3 separate regions of the Homo sapiens genome follow, and all the other regions are linked to region 3. The links are chromatin contacts, found by Hi-C or POLR2A ChIA-PET in ENCODE. All regions are on one chromosome and are shown on one strand. Each heading gives the region's core, a stretch centred on a gene start or an enhancer-like site at or near the end of the contact. The rest is flanking DNA. Distances are from core to core; before and after follow the strand shown.

Region 1 (2,702 bases), core at 134-2,633, 1.1 Mb after region 3:
AGGAGAAAAAAAGAAAAATGTATGTATTATACCATTCCTTTTTAAAAAGGCAAAGAAAGGGCTTGGTGTGCAAGAGAGTATTTATTAAACACTGGTAGCAAAGAAAACAAACAAAAAATGCAACAGTCCTCATTACTGTAGCTGGTGTTGAAGCTTCTTTCTTCTGGGCCCATTCCATAGTTCCCTGTGACTTCAGTTAGCATCTCAGTTGGTTGGGGTGATTTGCTCAATGCAGCAACCTGAGGGGTATGATCCCTTGTGGTCCTGCCTTTATAGGGTTGTGGTAGCCGTCTATTGCCTTTACATCTGGGTATGGCAGTTCAAGAAAGCACCCTCAAGGATAAAACATGCTATTCATGATGTATTATTTTTCTTTGATGACTAGGACAATCCCCCTAGTCAACCCCATGACTCACTGTTTTGTCTATTCCCTTAGATGACCCCACGGATTCCGTTGCACGGAGTCTCTGAAGTCCAAAATTTTTAAGCATAGGGCACAACGTTCTTCATGATTTGGCCTTGTCTCTTCTCATTATGCTTGCTCTTGCATCTGCCATCTGACACTTTGCTTAACTCCTGGCCAGCTACCGGTACAAGCCAAGCTCTCACTCCATAACGTCCTTCTTCTCTGCATGCCCTTCTCCACTGTGCCTGTCCTTTAACTCTTATTCATCATTTATTTCAGTCTCAATTGAAGAGTCATTATTTCTAGAAAGCCTTCTCCGCCCAGCTCTCTACATTGCACCGTTCCCTACAGCACCACCAGAGTGCCTCTAACACTTGATGGTTTCATTGCTTATATATTTTTGTTTCTGTGCATAAGCCTCCCGAGGGAGCCGCCGCTGTTCGATTTATTCTATAGCTAGTTCCTCGCCCTGAGTGTAAGCCTCACGAGAGTGGGGCTGTCCTCTGTTCGCTCTATCCCCAGCCCCTACAGCAGTGCCTGGTTGTTCACAGGCCTATATAGCAGGTGATAATAATCTGAATAATGAAAGAAGAAACACTGTCTTGTGGCGTGATTTACTTCTGTTTTTACTTATGTCAACTTTTAACTAGATTGTGAGGACAGAGGTCAGTGTCTGAGTCATCTTGTGCCTCACTGGGCTTGGGCAGAATAGACGCTTGGTCAAGCATTTGCACACTGGTCGATGGATACACTAGAAAGAGCAGGAGCGCGAGAGGGAATTTTTTTGGCGCCTGCCTCGCCCTTTCAAGCCAAGCCCCTCTGCCCTCTGCCCCTTGCCAGCCGCCCGTCGCCCGCCGCCGGCGATCCCTCTCCCGGGGAGCGGTAGTCAAGCGAGGCCAGCGGGCCGGGAGCGGGCCGGGAGCGGGCGAGGGGCGGGACTTCCGGTCCCGCTCGCGACGCGGACCGCGCCAGGCGGAAGCCCGGCTCCGGGCCAGCATCCGAGAGCCCGGACTGGAGGTGAGTTCGCAGCCGGAACGTTGCAGGCACTTGTTTCCTCAGTGGATGCCTTTCGGCGCGCCGCCGCCCGGCGCCGCGGGACTGGGAGACCGGGTAGGGACGGGAGAGTCGGCATCTCCCGCGCGTGTGGAGGGAAATCCGGGACCCCAGGCTTGAGAGAAGGGCCAGGACTGAGAACGGGGAACCAGGAGAGCCCTAAGGGCAGCCTTTAGGGACTGAGGAGGGAGGCACCGGGGACCCTGAGGCCAAAGAGGCCCTGAGACTGGAGGTTGCGGATGACACGGGGCAGAGTTGCATCTCGGAGGAAAGTAGTCATTCGTGGGGGCGTGTCCCGGGTCCTGGCGGATTGACTGAGAGGATGGCAGGAGATGGCAAAGGTTGGCTTCCAGGGAGAGGTTACAGAGGAGGGAGTCAGTCCTTCTCTGAGGGTCGTAGGTGAGAAGGACGTCTTGACCTAACGAACCAGAAAGATGACCAGCCACCTATTGGATGCTGAACTCCTATTGCTTCATTTGCAATTCATGCAGTTTGTTTTTTGTTTTTAGAAATATATCCCGCTCCGCGCGTGTGGATTTCGGGAAAATATTGTATATTCCTAGGGACCGCTCGAATTCTTGCTTCACCCAGATTCTGCGTGTCTTTGTCAAACTGATAGTAGTTGAGAGTTCTCTTCACCCAAGGAAGACAACCAAAGTTTTCCTTTTGGACTCTTCTCTACCCTGCAGAGTTTAGCTTGTCTTATTTCCCTTGTCATGGGATGAACTAAATGCGTTCAGAATTATGGTGATAATCACATGGAAAGCCAGTGCTGTCAATGTTTGCAGTTTCAACTCATTGTTTTTCTGTCCAACTTTCTAACACATTTTTTCTAAAAGCTATTTTGTTGGGTTTAGTCTTTTAGTTTAACCAATAAAGGCAATTTTACATCAGGGTGCAGCAAATTACTAGCAGTTCTTAAGATTTTACTGTTCCTTTTTATTTCTGCTGTAAGGAAATATATATATATATATATATATATATATATAAATATTTGCCATTGTCAGTGTTTTTTAAAAATATTGATAACCCAAGATCTGTTGTTACACGCACATTAGCACATTTAGTTTTCCCCAGTGGCCAGTGTTTGGTATGTGGGCTCATTATTATTACCAAAGGTAATTATTGATTTAGTTATTATTTACCTTGCATTTATGTTTTATTGGATGTGATTAATATGTGCTTCCTAATCTACATAATATAGTGTTTCACTCAGTGTAATTACAAAGATTCTCCTAGCTTT
Region 2 (3,014 bases), core at 458-2,957, 1.7 Mb before region 3:
TGGTCAGGCTGGTCTCGAACTTCCGACCTCATGGCCTGCCTAAGCCTCCCAAAGTGCTAGGATTACAGGCGTGAGCCACCGCGCCGGGCCATGATTGTTTATTTTTAAGATTGGCATAGAAAAGAAAATTTGGCAGGGCACGGTGGCTCACACCTGTAATCCCAGCACTTTGGGAGGCCAAGGCAGGTGAATCACCTGAAGTTAGGAGTTCAAGACTAGCCTGGCCAACATGGTGAAACCCCATCTCTACTAAAAATACAAAAATTAACCAGGCATAGTAATACAAAAATTACTCAGGAGGCTGAGGCAGGAAAATTGCTTGAACATAGGAGGCAGAGGTTGTGGTGAGCCGAGATCGCGCCACTGCAGTCCAGCCTGGGCGACAGAGACTCCGACTCAAAAAAAAAAAAAAAAAAAAAAATTGTCGCTGAATGCAGTGGCTCACACCCGTAATCCTAGAACTTTTTGGGAGGCCAAGGCTGGTGTATTGCTTGAGCTCAGGAGTTCGAGACCAGCCTGGGCAACATGGCAAAACCTCGTCTCTACAAAAAAATGCAAAAATTAGATGGTGTGGTGGCACATGCCTGTAGTCCCAGCTGCTCGGGAGGCTGAGGTGGGAGAATCACCAGACCCTGGGAGGTCAAGGTTGCAGTGAGACATAATGGCACCACTGTACTCCAGCCTGGGGGACAGAGCTAGAACCTGTCTTAAAAAAAAAAAAAAAAGAAAGAAAGAAAGGCTGGGCGCGGTGGCTCACGCCTGTAATCCCAGCACTTTGGGAGGCCGAGACGGGCAGATCACGAGGTCAGGAGATCGAAACCATCCTGACTAACACGGTGAAACCCCGTCTCTACTAAAAATACAAAAAAAATTAGCCAGGCTTGGTGGTGGGCGCCTGTAGTCCCAGCTACTCGGGAGGCTGAGGCAGGAGAATGGCGTGAACCTGGGAGGTGGAGCTTGCAGTGAGCCGAGATTGCACCACTGCACTCAAGCCTGGGCGACAGAGCGAGACTCCGTCTCGAAAAAAAAAAAAAAAAAAAAAAAAGAAGGAGGAGGAAGGAGGAGGAAGAAGAAGAAGAAAAAAGAAGAAAGAAGAAGAGTTTGTCCTTTGTCCAGTTTGCAAGGGTGTGAGGGAACATGTTCCTGAGCATTGTTGGCAAAGCGGTGAACCCTCTTAGGAGAGTTTTGAGAACCTTAATAAAAGTATAAAGTACGTATCTTTTGAACCAACAATTATATTTACAGAGAAATCCAAATAAATCACGCAAACCTATAAATATGTAGAAATGGCAGTTGGAAGAATATTTGCTGTTTAAAGAAATTTAATTTTAGGTACCAAGCAGTTTCTAAATTTGGGTGCATCAACAAACTCAATGTCTAGGTTTGTCTTGTTTCTACAGTATATGGCTATAAAAACCTTCCGGATCACGAAAATAAAAGCACAGATAAACAATTAAAATATCGACACTCAAGAGTCCAAGTCGGAAGTTAGAATATCTGGAGAAGCAATCTGATTCACATAAACCTTTTTCGTTTTATTTTTTTAACATAAATCCTATCTACCTGGCTCTTGCCCTGACCGGCCGGAGAGAAACGGTGACAAACCTGGAACAACGTTGGACCAAAGACACTTCAGGAGGAGCAAAAGCGCGTTATCGTAGACCCAGGTCCCTCGTTGTGTCCAGTACCGAGCTTTGGCACTGTCAATAAGTCTTTTGAGAAGGATGGCATCCCTACCTCAGCTACTGAGCATGCGGGAAACTGCGCGCAAGCGCACAACAGCGATTTCACACTGCCTCTTTAGACTCCTGATCCGCGGGAAAATTCCACTTGTCCGTGTTTTCTCCAAGCTCTCCGTAGGTGCAAGTCACCTGTTGCATTAAATAAAAGCGAAAGATGTGTCAACTTTCAAAGATTGGCTAAAAAAAGAAAAAGAAGAAGGAAAGAACACATTAAGCCAGCAACAGTGTGTTGAAACAAAAAAAAGATTGGTTTTGGTTTCAGCTGTCTTCCAGCCCACTTCGTAGAGTTCACTGTTTTAAAATGTTCTTTGTATTAGTGATACCACTCTGCGGCTATTTAACTTCGAACCCCTAGCGGTCCGTGGACAGGCTTCAGCAGGTCCACCACACACACCTCCACCTCCCACTCCCCACGCAATAACACAGCAACTTTATGCAGAATTGTGTCAAAGATGCTTGCTTACCTTTTTTTTTTTTTTTTTTTTTTTTTTTTTAAGCGATAGATAGCTTGCTCTGTCGCCCAGAGTCGATTACGGCTCACTGCTGCCTTCCCACTTCTAGGCTCAAGCCATCCTCCCGCCTCAGCCTTCCGTGTAGCTGGGACTACTGGTGGAGGTGCGCGCCACCACACCCAGCTAATTAAAATATTTTTTGTGTACAGATGGGATCTTTTACTGGGGGGCGTGGTTGGGGAAGGGGGCAGTGTCTCATCCTGTCGCCCAGGCTGGAGTGCAGTGGCGCAGTCTAGGTTCACTACAACCTCCTCCTCCTGGGTTCAAGCGATCCTTCCTCCTTAGCCTCCCAAGTAGCTAGGACTACAGGCGCGCCACCACGCCGGGCTAATTTTGTTTGTTTTTTAAGTAGAGACGGGGTTTCATCATATTGGCCAGGCTGGTCTTGAACTCCTGACCCCAGGTGATCTGCTCACCTCGGCCTCCCAAAGTGCTGGGATTACAGGTGTGAGCCACTGCGCCCAGCTTAAAAAGGCTTTTACGTCTTCATTTGATTTTCACAATAACTCTGTGAGTTAAGTAGACCCTTTTTGGGAAGTGGAAAAATATACATAACTTAAATTATATTACTTTAACCATATATATATATATATATATATATATATATATATATATACACACACACACACACACACATATATACATATATATATTTTTTGAGACGGCGTCTTACTCTGTCGCCCAGGCTGGAGTGCAATGGCTTGATCTCGGCTCACTGCAACCTCTGCCTCCCAGGGTTCAAGCTATTCTCCTGCTTCAG
Region 3 (3,044 bases), core at 269-2,768:
TCTCTCACCTGCCCCCGCCCTCATTCCTGCCTGGAAAGGACAACTTGGGCTCTCCTCCCCTCTTCATCTCCCTGGCTGGCACAGACTGTGCATCCTAGAGCTTCTCTCAATGGGAGGCAGCCACGTTGTATAAGGTTTCAATCCCATACAGATATCCCCCCTTCAAGAGTACTGATTCCGTAAAGAGGACCTCCCAATTAGCCTGTACTCGTTGAAAGGGACAGTGAATTGTTGCCCACCGGATCTATCTCTGATTTCAGAGTGTCTGCAAAAAGACAGCTCCTTCCTCCTGTAGGCACAGGGGCACTCTACAACTCAGGCTTGCTAACTCTTCTTCTTCTATTAGACATGCACATAGCAAAGACGCCAAACCCCACGCCAAGAGACGCTCACCTAAACGAACTTTAAGAGCTATCAGGAAAAATGCCATCTATCATCCGTCTACACACGACCGTCACCATTCTCATCCGTCTACACACGACCGTCACCATTCTCTGACACAGAACCAAAGTGTCACAGGCGGAATCCACACTCACGCGCGCACACGGGGCACGCACCCATCACGTCGGCAGATCTCCAACGACTCGGGTTTCTCTCACCCACCTTTGGATGGGAGCGAAGGAGTCAACCCCCCTTCCCTTGCGTAGTATTTTTTCTGAAGAGCGAGTTCTATTCCAGAAGCTATAACTGTTTCCCGGTTGGACCAAGCGGTGAAAGTCTTTGCTATTGTGTTACCTGGTAGGACACGTCCAGGATCAACATACCATTTCTTCTGAGAGGGACGCATAAGCGTGTTCACAGAGACACGCGCTGGGACCCCCACCTCCACACAGAGTTCAAGGCTCACACACACACACACGGAGTGTATAGAGAGACCTGCATCCCTGCAGCAGAGGGTCGGGCGTACATACTGCCCGTGAAACCATCCAGTCTGGCCCAGAAAATCTCCCAGAGAAATACTGAGCTATCCCCTCTCCCTTCCACCACTAGGCAAGAGCTGGAGAGAAAATTAAGTGGTTAGAGAATGCTTCTTCCCCATTCCTGGAGCACTTAACATCCCCCCGCCCCCCGCTTCACTCCTCGGCACACAGCGCACTAATGAGCCCCGAGCATTTAAAACTGCCGCAAAGCATCCCAACAAACCTCATTTTTTCTTCGCCCCAAATCCAAGTAGACTGCAGGGAGTAAACGCACAGGGTAGCAGGAGCCAACGGCCGGAACCTTATAACCCTACCTGCTGTAGCTCCTCCGTCAGCATCGCATCTCTATCTTTCTGTCTCTGTCTCTCTCTCACACACACACAGATACACACACACAAACACACACACTCACACTCACACAAGCACCGCCTTACAATCCTCCACCTCCAGTCCCGGGCTCTCAGGAGTAGTCGCGGTGACTTCCACTTACTTCATAAATAAGTGTATTCCTCCACCATCTGGCGCTCCTCTTCAGCTATGGACTCGCACATTCAGCCCCCATTCACTCGGCTTCATTGATCTCCAGCAGCAACATAGTTACTTTCTCTTTTGCTACACTGTAAATGTAAGGTTCTGAGGGGGCGGACTCGCCGCCGACCGACGGCGGGTTGGGCCAATAAGAATCCGGAGAAAGCCGACCGCTACCTCACAGAGCCCCGCGACCAATGGGCAGCCTAGGGGGCGGGTAAGAAGGCGTGGCCTCATCTCTTTAAGGAGGGTTTATCCGAAGCTGCTCTGGGTCCTCGGTGTTAAAACACGGGCGGTGATGTCATTGGCAACCAATCAAAAACTTAAAAGAGCCAGCCGGGGCCGCGCGGAGCAGCTGCTCTCTATTTACATGTAAACCGAACCGGCAGGATGCAGTTAACCCTTTACCAGGCTGAAGTGTCAGCGGGCTGGACGCGCTGCTCCGCTAAAACTGGCTCTTCCCACTGGACGGGATCCTCCAACACTCCCTCACCCGGGGACAAACCACGCTATTTTTCCTCCTTACTATGGACAGATGATCAAAAGTATCGGAGTAACTTTCTAAAGGAAAGAGACTGCGATCACCGTCCCTAGTGGGAAAGCCGGGTTCTCTCCGAGTCGCTCGAGGTGACTTGACAAACGCTAAGCCAAAATTCGCGGACCTCGCCGGGTCTTCTGCGCTAGGACCAGCATGAGCGCGCAGCCAGGGGCGACGCTTCCGCTCCGAGCCGCGGCCCGGGGCCACGCGCTAAGGGCCCGAACTTGGCAGCTGACCGTCCCGGACAGGGAGGCCCTTCAGCCTCGACGCGGCCTGCGTCCTCCGGAGGGCCCTGCTCCGCCCGGGAAGCGTCCGCCTCCCGCCCGCCCGCCCGCAGATGTCGCTGCCCCTCTGGCTGTCCCGGCCTGACCGCCGCGCGCCGCCCTGCTGCTCACCTACTTCCGCGCCACGGTCACGCCCCTGCCGTCCCCAGGCTAACCCTCCCGGGGCTCGACCCAGAGCACTAAGGCGGCGCCACTGAGGGCTGCTCGGAGGAGGAGGCTTGAGTCGACGCCAGAGGCGGCAAGGGACGCGCCCTGAGCAGCGGTGCAGAGGCCAATCCCCTGGCCGGGCGTCCTGGGGCCCGCTACGCGCCCGCTGCCCCTCCGGGTCTGGGTCCCCGCCCGCCGCCGCCCCCCTTTCCCGCCTGGCGCGCTGGGTCCCCGCGCCGTGCCAGCAGCGCGCAACCCACCCGCCCCACATGCCTCGGCCGCCACCCCTCGGTCCCGCACGGCCCCTGCCGAGGCCAGGACCGGCAGCCCGGCGCTTCTGGAACAGCCGCAGCTGGCGGAAAAGAGCCAGAGCCGAGTGCAAATAGCTAGATTGAATGGGGCCGGAGGAGCGTGGAGGAGGTGACGCCGCCTCTCCCCGCTCCCCTGACTTTGGCCGGCGCCAGGTAGCTGGCCGCAGCTCCTGATCAGGGAGAAGAGTAGGGGGCGGGGCAAGCCGCCCCTTGCCTAGTCCGGAAAATATTCTCATTAGGGAAACTGCAGGAAAGTTGCCCTGGGATACAAAAAGAAGTGGAGATGAACAACCCCAGATGAACTGTGGAGAGTCTA

The links. Hi-C counts contacts between places; a loop is a spot of excess contacts on that map. ChIA-PET counts read pairs that join two places held with the same protein, here RNA polymerase II (POLR2A). Pooled maps may share reads with other maps.
Region 1: a map of ascending aorta shows a loop between it and region 3 (8-fold over the local background). The contact joins the promoter of DISP1 here to the promoter of DUSP10 in region 3. A Hi-C loop is called at or near these places in 2 of 168 maps with a recorded cell type or tissue (ascending aorta and naive thymus-derived CD4-positive, alpha-beta T cell) and 7 of 50 pooled maps. POLR2A ChIA-PET finds 5 or more read pairs at or near these places in 1 of 52 experiments (OCI-LY7).
Region 2: a loop to region 3 is called in a pooled map, with 7 times the contacts of the local background. The contact joins the promoter of BPNT1 here to the promoter of DUSP10 in region 3. A Hi-C loop is called at or near these places in 3 of 37 single-sample maps with no recorded cell type and 8 of 50 pooled maps.

Annotation. Positions count from the first base shown.
Region 1 is chr1:222,813,656-222,816,357 of GRCh38, forward strand. It overlaps DISP1 (dispatched RND transporter family member 1), which reads left to right and starts at 1,384. Exons shown (of 9, transcript NM_001377229.1): 1 at 1,384-1,423. RefSeq lists an enhancer at 775-834 and silencers at 1,075-1,154, 1,245-1,344.
Region 2 is chr1:220,088,081-220,091,094 of GRCh38, forward strand. BPNT1 (3'(2'), 5'-bisphosphate nucleotidase 1) reads right to left here and starts at 1,708. Exons shown (of 9, transcript NM_006085.6): 1 at 1,606-1,708. RefSeq lists an enhancer at 1,819-2,008.
Region 3 is chr1:221,740,571-221,743,614 of GRCh38, forward strand. It overlaps DUSP10 (dual specificity phosphatase 10), which reads right to left and starts at 1,519. Exons shown (of 4, transcript NM_007207.6): 1 at 1,411-1,519. RefSeq lists enhancers at 589-1,226, 1,227-1,864, 1,336-1,525, 1,856-2,055, 1,865-2,502 and 1 more and silencers at 506-555, 2,276-2,755.